Linked DNA regions of Homo sapiens: regions 2, 3 and 4 are each linked to region 1. Evidence: chromatin contacts called from ENCODE Hi-C or POLR2A ChIA-PET data. All regions are on one chromosome and are shown on one strand. Each heading gives the region's core, a stretch centred on a gene start or an enhancer-like site at or near the end of the contact. The rest is flanking DNA. Distances are from core to core; before and after follow the strand shown. Region 1 overlaps ITGA2 (integrin subunit alpha 2). Region 2 overlaps PELO-AS1 (PELO antisense RNA 1). Region 3 holds the start of PELO-AS1 (PELO antisense RNA 1). Region 4 overlaps PELO-AS1 (PELO antisense RNA 1).

What was found. Hi-C counts contacts between places; a loop is a spot of excess contacts on that map. ChIA-PET counts read pairs that join two places held with the same protein, here RNA polymerase II (POLR2A). Pooled maps may share reads with other maps.
Region 2: a map of aorta shows a loop between it and region 1 (8-fold over the local background). The contact joins two enhancer-like sites. A Hi-C loop is called at or near these places in 26 of 168 maps with a recorded cell type or tissue (B cell, CD4-positive, alpha-beta T cell, CD4-positive, alpha-beta memory T cell and 18 more), 24 of 37 single-sample maps with no recorded cell type and 41 of 50 pooled maps. POLR2A ChIA-PET finds 5 or more read pairs at or near these places in 2 of 52 experiments (activated naive CD4-positive, alpha-beta T cell and naive thymus-derived CD8-positive, alpha-beta T cell).
Region 3: a loop to region 1 is called in a map of dorsolateral prefrontal cortex, with 2.9 times the contacts of the local background. The contact joins the promoter of PELO-AS1 here to the enhancer-like site in region 1. A Hi-C loop is called at or near these places in 6 of 168 maps with a recorded cell type or tissue (CD8-positive, alpha-beta T cell, GM12878, K562 and 3 more), 2 of 37 single-sample maps with no recorded cell type and 12 of 50 pooled maps. POLR2A ChIA-PET finds 5 or more read pairs at or near these places in 4 of 52 experiments (OCI-LY7, activated naive CD4-positive, alpha-beta T cell and naive thymus-derived CD8-positive, alpha-beta T cell).
Region 4: a pooled map shows a loop between it and region 1 (3-fold over the local background). The contact joins two enhancer-like sites. A Hi-C loop is called at or near these places in 3 of 50 pooled maps. POLR2A ChIA-PET finds 5 or more read pairs at or near these places in 3 of 52 experiments (WTC11 and activated naive CD4-positive, alpha-beta T cell).

Annotation. Positions count from the first base shown.
Region 1 is chr5:53,086,360-53,089,077 of GRCh38, reverse strand. ITGA2 (integrin subunit alpha 2) reads right to left here. Exons shown (of 30, transcript NM_002203.4): 28 at 2,037-2,126. Among named protein-coding and RNA genes, the nearest start is that of MOCS2, 22 kb to the left of the region's middle. Within about 2 kb of position 1,262, at least 2 of the 41 ENCODE cell types and tissues checked have a DNase peak (open chromatin) inside an H3K27ac peak, as active enhancers do; they include dorsolateral prefrontal cortex, where a contact is called at or near this core.
Region 2 is chr5:52,782,171-52,784,870 of GRCh38, reverse strand. All of the region lies in intron 2 of PELO-AS1 (PELO antisense RNA 1), which reads left to right. Among named protein-coding and RNA genes, the nearest start is that of ITGA1, 4.4 kb to the left of the region's middle. Within about 2 kb of position 1,375, at least 2 of the 41 ENCODE cell types and tissues checked have a DNase peak (open chromatin) inside an H3K27ac peak, as active enhancers do.
Region 3 is chr5:52,799,370-52,802,069 of GRCh38, reverse strand. It overlaps PELO-AS1 (PELO antisense RNA 1), which reads left to right and starts at 1,257. Exons shown (of 5, transcript NR_186455.1): 1 at 1,257-1,378. All of the region lies in intron 1 of ITGA1 (integrin subunit alpha 1), which reads right to left. It overlaps PELO (pelota mRNA surveillance and ribosome rescue factor), which reads right to left. Exons shown (of 3, transcript NM_015946.5): 2 at 950-2,185; 3 at 1-661. The coding sequence starts at 1,675. The coding sequence ends at 230. RefSeq lists enhancers at 747-1,446, 1,447-2,145.
Region 4 is chr5:52,742,655-52,745,505 of GRCh38, reverse strand. All of the region lies in intron 2 of PELO-AS1 (PELO antisense RNA 1), which reads left to right. Among named protein-coding and RNA genes, the nearest start is that of ITGA1, 44 kb to the left of the region's middle. Within about 2 kb of position 1,450, at least 3 of the 41 ENCODE cell types and tissues checked have a DNase peak (open chromatin) inside an H3K27ac peak, as active enhancers do.

The sequences.
Region 1 (2,718 bases), core at 13-2,512:
CTTCAAGAGCTAAAATGTAAGGCTTTATCAATTTATGAATAAAGTGATGATAAATTCTTGTAGCTCACTGCTTAATGGCAGTCATAAGCCTACTTCTCTCTTTTCCACAGCTTTCTAACCCAGGGAACCACGGATCCCTATGGACCCATGACTATAGCATTTTGTGGATCAGATTTTTAAGTGGGCCAGGCATTCAAATAAATTAACAGATACTTAGGAACATGTGAAGTTATTATTTAGGTTACATACCTTATTCAAAAATTTATCCAAATTATTGTTTAGATTAAAAAATTTTTCATAGACACAACTGAGTAATATTAAGCTGGTGCAAAAGTAATTGCAGTCTTTGCCATTAAAAGTACTTTCTCTTTACTTTTTTTTTTTTTTTTTTTGAGACAGAGTCTCTCTCTGTTATACAGGCTGGAGTGCAGTGGCACAATCTCAGCTCATTGCAACCTCTGCCTCGCAGGTTCAAGCGATTCTCCTGCCTCAGCCTCCTGAGTAGCTGGGATTCCAGGCGTGCACCACCACACCCAGCTAATTTTTGTATTTTTAGTAGAGACAGGTTTTCACTATGTTGGCCAAGCTGGTCTCGAACTCCCAACCTCAGGTGATTCGCCTGCCTCGGCCTCCCAAAGTGCTGGGATTATAGGTTTGAGCCACTGTGCCCAGCCTTTCTTTACTTTTAATGGCAAATACCACAATTACTTTTGCACCTAGTAATTGGCTTCTGTTATTTATTAGTATTGCTCAGAGGAAACCAATAAAAGAGGAATCTAATGGATTTATTAAAATTGTTCATTTGAATTTCCAATTGATATATTTAATACTGCTTTCTAAAAACAGTCTTCAGTAGAGTTTCACATATTGTCTGAACACTATGTTTTTCTAAAATGAGCTTTTAAAAAAAATCTATAATACTTCTCCCCTATGCTAAGTTCATAGCATTTTGAATTTGAAGTCTGCATTTCCTTTGGCTCTATTTCTGATTTTCCAGGCCCCAGTGTCTGAAGAGAGGGTGTAGGCTTTCACTGAGGCTCCTAAACCAGAGGCAGAGAAGTGTGCTCTGTTGCGTAGAATCATTTTCCCTTGGACAAGAGTGGGGCTCCAGTGCTGTGAGCTTCACTCTCAGGCATGGAGTGAGGAGGCCCATAGTTCATGGGGCCATAACTTTTTGACCAAGCCAGAGGAGTGGACTGAGGCCAACTGCCAAGCTGGCCTTGGGGGCAGACTCTTAAACTGGCTTTCAACTCCTAACACAAGCACTGGGAGGAAAATGCTCAGGGCTCTGCCAGCAGATTAGCTGGGCATGGAAATCCCACTGTATCTAAACATGGCATATTCTAACCAGAGTCAGTGCAGAGGAAAATTATCTCATGCCAGCTCTTAGAACAGAGAGCCTTTGTTTTCTGTGAAAGTACATTTCTCTGTAAAAGCTTTTTTTTTTTTTTTTATCAAGGGGACCATTTATAGTCCTCCCGAATGTAAGATCTAATGAATGGACATGCCACACAGTGTCAGTGTCTAGTTGTAAGGAGAACTATTTTTTAAAACCCTCTAATAAATGCATTATTTATTAAGCATGCTTCAGTACCTTTCTTTAAAAATTTTTCAAAATACAATTTATGATTTAAATAAGCATGATTAAGTTTTGTGGCCTAAGCTCCAGACCATTTTGTGTAAGCAGGAGGAGAAAGGAAGAACTGGTGCTGCTGGCTTAGTCATGAGAAGAGACACCATGGAGTCCCAAAGAACATAGAGCCCCTTTTGTTGTACTTCTCACTGGATCACCACCTCTAGGAAAGCCAGCTTTGCTGACATGAGTGGGGGGCATGGAGGAAGGCAAGTGTATCACTGAACTTTTTAAGTAGCACACACCCTCGCCAAAATCTCAACATAATAAACATCAGATCTTTAAAGTTTTAGTAAGATACTTCTACATACATGTAGGTAAGAAGAGTGACTATCCCAGGCTTTTAGAAGTGGAATGCCATCACAGACCCTGAGGCTCACAGGGAAGGGTGTGATATGCTCACCGTAACAGTGTTATCTTCAATCACATATATCTCAGGGTTATAGGTGTTGATTTCTGCAGCTGCCGTTAGCTGTACTGTCTGGAACGTTGACTGGAACATAAGAATAAGGAATATGTTTTATCGTAGCAGCAGCAAATGCAGAGAAGCTGGCATGCTTATGATTTATGTATTTATTTCCTGGTGGAATGTGACAAGAGCAAATGGTTCTGAAGACCCATCCAGAATCTGTGTGTGCTTAAACCAGTGCTGTGTAACAGGACTGCCCGTCAGAAATACCTCGGGTAATTTTAATACATGTCTGTCTGCACCTTGCCACCACAAATCAACTCTCTGGGGTGGGATCCAGACATGAGTAGGTTAAAATATCTCCCTGAGGAGATCTGAACTTGAGAACTGGGTTGAAAAGTGAGGATTTAAAAATGAATATTTCTAACTGGGAAGATCACAGTTCAGATTTTTTAAAAAATAAGTTTGTGACATGAGAGAAAATTGTAAACTTGGCATCTTTGTATACTTACCTGAATAAGTCACACAATGGAATGGAAAACCAACATTTAAAAGGTAAGAGAACTTTCCTTCTGGGTACATGTGTGTAAAATGATAGTGTTTAAAAGTGCACTTGAACTTGACCACCCATGGCCCTGAACCTTTCAGCTTGTTATATCACATCAGTATAACTTCA
Region 2 (2,700 bases), core at 126-2,625, 300 kb after region 1:
AAGTGGTGAAATTTGATGGCCATCAGAAGAGGAACTTTAATGTCCGCCTAAAAATATCTCCATCAACTCCTATTATTATTTCTGGAATCCTCGCTTTAAAAATATTTACCTTGGATTAGGGAATTATCTTGAAGATAGTTCTATAAAATGGGTATGCATGAAGACATCAGAACCCATTATAACGTTCACATGAATTTGCTTTTCAAATTGGCTGGCCGTCAGAGGTTTTTTTTTTTTTTTTTTTTTTTTAATTTTTTTACAAGAGAAGAACATTCCGCTAAGAGGTTGGGGGAATAGAAGAGGTTCTAGAACTCCGTGTCTAATGTATGCCAGGGTTCTTTAGCAGTAAGATTATAGGTTCTCAAAGCTACAGGATAAATAAGGTACTCCCACCTGGGTAGTGGGGGTGGTGCTGATTTTACTCAAAAATAAATAATTTAAAAATTGTTGTTTGCTAAAATAACAGATTTTTATAAGAAATATTTTTAAATCATGTTTTCTTTTTAAAAGTCAAATATGAGATTTTAAATACATTTTAAGGTAGCATCAAAGTGTGGTTTTACCCCAACCCCATCCCCTCCACTCTCAGGTGTTAGGGGTAGGTGGAAGTGTACAGAACTGCTTCCGTTTTTACAAAGATTTTATGAAGATTTGGATTTTTAAGTTTTAGTATGTAAGCACTTAGGGGAATATACCCCAAAACAGTGGGGCTAACTCACAAAGCTAACTCATATGGAAAACTTAGTCTAGTTCAATAATTTTTAATTTTCTGGCATATATTGGGCTCCAGGGCTATGTTCTGCAGAGGCAAAAATGGATACAACAGTTGTTATTCCACTGCAAACCTGCTGTTCATTAATTTCTTTCACTTGTAACTAGGAAGAGAAAATAAGTAGTTTTGTGCTCAATTGTAACATTGGCATATTTCATTTTAAGCCTATTAAATTAAACAGTCTAGTGAAATTATCCTAATAGTTGTTGTTGATATACCTTGAGAACCTATGATTGCTTCCTCTCTGACCAAAATAAAGTCACAGTGATATGGAACTTAAACTTCACCATGAGCCAACCATTTGTTTTTTGTTATTACGTAATATTCCTGTGTGTTTTTTCACTTAAAATATAAAATAGGTGTTTCTCCCTCCCTATTTCCTGAACAAGCCTGTGCCAGAAACCTTGTCCAAAGACATTTGGGCAACTGGTACTTAAGAAAAAACAAAAAAACAAAATACTTGACTTCAGAATCCTGGTGAGGAACAGTTCTCAACACTATAGGAAACTTCCTTGGACTTACTGGCAGACTTCAACATGAGTGACACACCAGGGCTGCAGCAGGGGAGGGTGGACCAGGGTGGTGCCCTGGCAGGAATGTTCAATTCGTGGCATTCTATGACTCAGAATAACAACCACTGATGAGCAGTAACATTTTAGCTGCATTGCTGGGTCCCTTAATTTGAAATATGACTTAATTATATTTAAGCTGTTATGCAATTCTAGGATCATTTGAACAGGTTGATTTAATTATTTTCTTTTAACCAATTTGTAAAAAGTTAAATAAAGTAAGTGGGCTCTAAAATCCCAGAATTACAACAAAAAATGATTAATTAGTATTTCAAACCAAGGAGACTGGCATTTCTTGTGGTAGGACTGGGTCACTAAACACATGTGTGGGGAAATACCATTTGTCTTTAATACAAAATAAATGCATCAAGGGAAGGGAGTCTATTATTTGGCTCTGAGATAATAACACTTACATAGCTTATTTTACAATAATGTGACCATTTTTTATCTTCTCTCCTAGATCATAATCTATACAATGATAGTAATTACTAATGTTTGTTCTCTGCAGCATCTGTGCTCATGTAATGCACTGAAACACTTACAAAGTTACTTCTCTGCAGGAGGAAGTCTCTTAGATCCTGGGGAATCAGAGATGTTGAAGTGCTAGGCCCTAACCTCAGGAATATTCACAGGCTACGTAGAGACAACATACATAGAATGATCTAATTGCATCTGATCCCTATAATAGAGAATAAATAAAGTCAAGGCTTTCAAATAGATGATGGCACTGAAATTTAACCTTGCAGGGAGTGGGCAGGGGATTTTATAGGTAGAGAAAAAGGTAATGGGCATTCTATGCAGAGGTAACATGAAAATAGATGAAGAGACTGGAATAGAAGTTAAGAAAAGTGAGTGAAGCTGAGACCAGATTGGAAAGGATCTTAGAAAGATACCAGGGAATTTGGGCTTCTTATAAGCACAGAATATTTTCACAGTTCTTATTGACATATACAAACAAGTTTTTTATTCTGTTTTTGTTTTTCTCTCTTATTTGTTTTCTGAGGTGGCTTGATTTTTATCTTAGTTTTGTAGTAGAGGGGATGAAATATATCATATGCAAGAAGTATACTGTGAAACTTTTATACAATGAAATTTAATGTAATGCCTTCTGTAAATAAATGTATTATTATTTATTATAAATAAAATTATTTGCATTACCAGAATAAAGCTGTAAAAGTGGACATTTGTCTCTGGTGAGAAAGCATAGGCTAGAAGAATAATCCTTGGTGATTCTTTTAAAATTGGAAGAAGATAAAAATGAAGCAACTCGTAATGGTACCCAAAAAAGCTTTAAACACTTTAATTGAACACCATATGATAGATATTTAAACATTAGTAAATGTATGCCATCAATATTGG
Region 3 (2,700 bases), core at 8-2,507, 290 kb after region 1:
AATTACACAATTTAATCAAGATGGTAGTACGTGGAGATTATTTCCTTTTAGTTTATTGTTTAAATACATGTCTTGCCAATCACAAAATATCTAGTGTAGCCAAAGACATAAGAAATCCCTGTATGAATCAAAAAGTGCCATTCTTGCAGCTTTCTGTCACAAGGATGCTGAGAAATGTACTGTAACAGTTTAGGAAACACAAGATTGTCTCAATTTTAAGTTTCAATCATTAATCCTCTTCAGAACTGGAATCACCCTCTTGGTCAGAAAGTTCGGGAACAGGGAAGCGGAGAATGGCAGCTACCCCAGTCAACTGGCTGAGCTGTTCCCCAGAAACGTGAAGACTAGAGAATATCCTAACGGTGCCTGCATTCTCTTTCACACTGTCCACCAGCCTCACATACCGGCTCCGTGTGGCTACATCCTGATGCCTGAAGAGCTCATCGCTGATGAGCAATGTGTCAATTGCCATGGCTTCATTGGCCTTCTCCACCTGCTTGAGTCCATAGAAAGCTCGATCCGGTTCATGCTGTAACATTTTATAGAAGTCATCCAAGGCTTTGACTTCCCCAGCAGCTTTAGTGTCTGAAAGGCGGCTAGCCACAGTAGGGTCACAAAGGGCCTCTTTCAGGGAGTACTTGTGTCCGGAGGAGGCATGTACCTAGAATCACAATTACAAAAGTTAGGCAAAATAATCTCCTAGAACACCCATTAATCAGCTCACAAAGGCTTAAAGCCAAAAGCGCTAGTAAGGCTTCATATGTTTCAGCGAAGTTTACTCCATAAATTTGCTAGACATTTAACATTCTCTTTTTATTTCATTATCTCATGAAAATCCCAGCTAAGTAAAGACTTTCTCTTCTTATTTTTCCCAGTTCTAAAACTTTAGGAGTAGTTTATACCAATCCCTCTGCCCATTCTTAATTATCCCTGGGTAAGATTGTTTTACCTGAAGAAATTTGGACCGGTTTTCCAGGAGCAGTTTGTTGTCGGTCTTCACTGCTTGTTGAAACAGGTAGTCGCAGAACTGCTCCCTCACAAATCCTGGGCTGGCCACCAGGATGCACTTTACAACATCAAAGTGTATGTGGCGCTGGATAGCCTGGACCACCTGTTCATAGAACCGCTCCAAGGCCCGGTCATGCTGAGAGCAATTGCCTTTCCTTTTCCTAGGGATGTTCACCTCCACCTTGGCCCGAGTGAGGGTCATGCTGGGAGTGACTAAGCAGATATGGGCGAGGCCTTCCTGCATGACCACAGCCGCCACATCAGCGCTCCAGGCTGGGTCACAGGCCTGCTCGATGCGCTCCAGTACCACACTATCCCACTGCTTCTTGGCCAGGGTGAACTGGCGGTTGGGCTCCAGCTCGATGGTGTGGTAAGCCCCCATCTTGACATACTCATTCTCTTGGATGTTGGTCCCCTTAACCCGCAGCTGGCAGGCTTGAGAGTCGAAGTCGATGGCCTCCACGCAGAGAGTGAGGGTAGTGCGGACCCGGTTGCTGCCCACGCTGCCCGTGGAGGACTCTGTCTGTACCTTGCGGATGGTGGAGGCGCGCAGGCTGTCGCCCACCTGCACGAGGTTGTAAGTGTGCCACATGTCCTCAGGCTCCTCGGGGACCAGGGTCACCTGGCCCGCATTGTCCTTCTCGATGTTCTTCCTCACGAGCTTCATGGCCAAGGAAGGGGCTCACTGACAGAACCAAAGGAACCAAGGAGGTCCTCACCTCCGCCCCGGGAGAGGGGATGGGAATGCAGGCCAGGAAGGGGGCGGGGCCCGGTTTCTAAGGGCACTTGCCTGGCGGGAAGGAAACACGCTTGCTTCGACTCATGCAGCCTAGGGCAGCACTTCCTCTATCCTTTCCTCTCTCAGTCTCCCGGCGCGCTGCGTCTAACAGGCTCGGGGAACACTGCAGCGAAAATCTACCCCTACACAGTTCCCGCTGGCAGCACGCAACAGCGGGCTGACGAAATGAAGGCGCATGCGCAGCCCCCGTCCCGCGACCCGACGCACGTCTCCCGTCCCCAAAGGAGAGGCGGGGCCGCAGTTCGCGCGTGCGCAGGCGCACTAAGCTGTGAGGCGCTCCGGACGAATGAACTCCCTCAAGAAGGTGCACAGAGTGGTGGCGAGTCCTTTATTTTAATGCCAAACTTCAACTTCCTAAGTTTTCTCTTCCATCCCTGTCTGTGAAGAATCCGGGGAGTGTGTGAGTGCAAATACTAGTTTTACCTGCCTGCGGCTGCCACTGCAACGCTTCCCTCTGGGTAAATCCAATTTCAAAGCTTAGCAGTAAAAGTAGCTCTCAGAAGTGCAGATTTGGCCCCAACGGCCCAAACTATGCTCGTTTTTGCTCTTGCCTTATCCGCACTCGGACGCTACAAGCCTGTTGGAGCTGGTATTTAGAAGCGGTTTCTGAGAACTACTGGTCACGTTCTGTCTGGGCTCCCAGCAACGTGTCCAGCTGTTTTCTGCGCCTAGTTACCGTGTCTGCACGATCTGATTCACCCAGATGTTAAAGCGCTGGTCCCAAGAGAGAAGAAACTATGTGTGGAATTTACCCCTGGGTGGACCTCTCAGTTGCTTGACCTGATGTCCTGGGAATCCTAGGCTCCAAAGTTGGCAGCCTCAGCTTTCCGCAGCCCAGTAGCCTGTGAAATGTTTAGGTTGGGGGTTGGGTCGCAAGAGCTTAGGGCCAGATC
Region 4 (2,851 bases), core at 201-2,700, 340 kb after region 1:
CTTCCCAGCCTACATCTATCTCCCATGCTGGATGCTTCCTGTCCTTGAACACTGGACTCCAAGTTCTTCAGTTTTGGGACTCAGACTGGCTCTCCTTGCTCCTCAGCTTGCAGATGGCCTATTGTGGGACCTTGTGATCATGTAAGTTAATACTTAATAAACTCCCCATATATATATATAGAGAGAGAGTTTTGTCCCTCTAGAGAACCCTGACTAATACACTAGGGTAGGCCCCTAATTCAATATGACTAGTGTCCTTACAAAAAGGGAAATTTAGATACATAAATGCACACATGAAGAATACCATGTGCACATCAAGGCAGAGATGGGGTGATGCATCTATAAGTCAAGGAATGCCAAAGATTTCTGGCAAGCCACTAGATGCTAGGGGAGAGGCATGGAACAGATTCTTTCTCAGAAACCTCAGGAGGAACCAAACCTGCCAACACCTTGATCTTGGACTTTGATGTGGTTTGGCTGTGTCCCCATCCAAATCTCATCTTGAATTGTAGCTCCATAATCCCCATGTGTTGTGGAAGGGACCCAGTGGGAGGTAATTGAATCACGGGGGTGGGTTTCTCCTGTGCTGTTCTTGTGATAGTGACTTTGCTCCTCCTTCGCCTTCCACCATGATTGTGAGGCCTCCCCAGTTACGTGGAACTGTAAGTCTATTAAACCTATTTTTCTTGATAAATTACCCAGTCTCGGGTATTTCTTCATAGCAGTATGAAATTGGACTAATATAGACTTCAAACCTTCAGGGCAATACATTTCTGTTGTTTAAGCCAACCAGTGTGCGGTACTTTTTAAGGCAGACCTAGTAAACAATGCATGCTGTTAAACATAAAATTTGTATTCCTAGTTAGACAGAAGACCACTTCTTTTTTTCAAAATTATATTTTGAACTTGATTGATTATGTCACTTATCACATAGTCTCTATATTTTCTTGACCATCCAAATAAGTTGAATGATGAAAACTTTGTCATTTTTCTATATTTTGAAATATCAACTAGAATAATGTATATGAGATATGGACTATATATGAGATACGGAACACCCTCAGTTCACAAACTCCACCCACTTCATACACAACGTGCTTAGCAAGCAAATTAAATTCACAGATATACCAGTTTGAACTTATTTTGTTCTCATTTTCCTTTATTAGTGGTTTGACCCTGGCTTAACCTTGGTTTTGATTCCTTAAAAGGGATAAAATTTGGCCTAGCTCCCAGTTATATTTGGCCTTTTGCAAGTTGAGTCTTCCTTAGAACTTCCTTCCTCCCAATCCATGCCAATTAATTCATCAATCTTTTCTTAACTAACATTTCTGTAATCTCTGTGCATTTTTGTCAACTACTTCTGAGGCACCCATGTGAGTCAGCCACTGTGCTAGCACTGAAAATATAGCAGTAAGAAAGGAAAAAACAGCCGTCTGACACTGGGTTGAGGTTTACAGAAGAGTCACAGTGCAACCTTTTGTGGCTTGAATTTTTGTGCTGTCTTCTCTTTGCTGCAAACTGCTATGATTACTTTAGTGATGAACCAATTCAGGCTTGAGTATGTATCACCTACTTACTGACACAGAAGATCCTGAAATTCTGAGTATATAAAGCTAATGAATAAAAGGTATGGGATCAAAAATTTCTTCCAGGCTAATATCCCCACTACTCCAGCAACCTAAGCCACCCACTTCTCTTCTTTTTAATTATTAAAAACGTTTTTGTTTTTATACATGTACAGAGTTTAAGAAATCAGATAGAGATAAAAGTGCCCTGTTAGAAAGCAGTGGTCCCTTCTCCTACCCACTCTACCCAATGCTCCAGCCTTAGGCCCCAGAGCAACCATTTTCAACTCTTCAACTTTTTCACCCTATTTCCTCCACATTTATAGATAATATTACTGATATGTCTTCATATGTCACGATTATGTATGATTTACTAGCTTCCTTTGGTAGTCATTGAAAAATGTTGCGCTTCTCAGCATTCCCTTGCCATCACCACACCCCGACTTGCCTTTTCTTCAGCCTCCCAGCATAGCTCTACCACACATTCTCTTTAAACAAGCATGTTAGCATGGTTATGGTTACATAAATAACATCCATCGCTTTTCCAAGTTTATTTCTCAGACAACTTTTGGCTTTTCCTAGAGTTAATCATTGCCTTTTTGAAAAGACCTCAGTTTATAATGCAGACTTTGAATAATCACTCTATTTTTAGCTAAGTGCCTTCCCAGGGCCTTGCTTATCCTGATCTCTAGTGGCCCTAAACCCTGAGACCCTCAAGGCTTCTGCAGAGGGAAATGACTCACGGTCTTTGGTGCCTTTCCCCTGTGGAGACTTCAGCAGTCACTTCCTTTGCTCTATTCAGTCAGTAACCAGTCCTATATCTACTTTGCAGTATCAATACCACTTTTTCTACATTATAATTTTAAAGTAATTTAATAAAGAAAAAGAAGTTAACATGTATGTTCAGAGGCCCCAAATTCCTCTTAATAATAATAAATTTATCTCTTCTGGACTTAAGACTAACAGATGTCTCTCACAAAGCCACCACAGAGGTAGACTCATTAAATCTCATGTCAAACATCTAATATAAAATTCTACTCTTTTGGGTTTTTTTTTTTTTTACCTTCTCTCTGCCTGTCTCTCCCTTTCTCTCAACTTTTTCCATTTTCCCAGTGGCCCTTAGATTGAGGGAAAGAGGTAAAATTGTATAATCTGCTCACTGGGTGAATATATACCAATTGTTATACTAGAAAATTAGAGAGGCACCCAGGTGGCAATAACTTCCCTTATCTCAGTTCATCCATGACAAATGAAAGATTTTCTGAGATGATAAAGCAGCACAAATT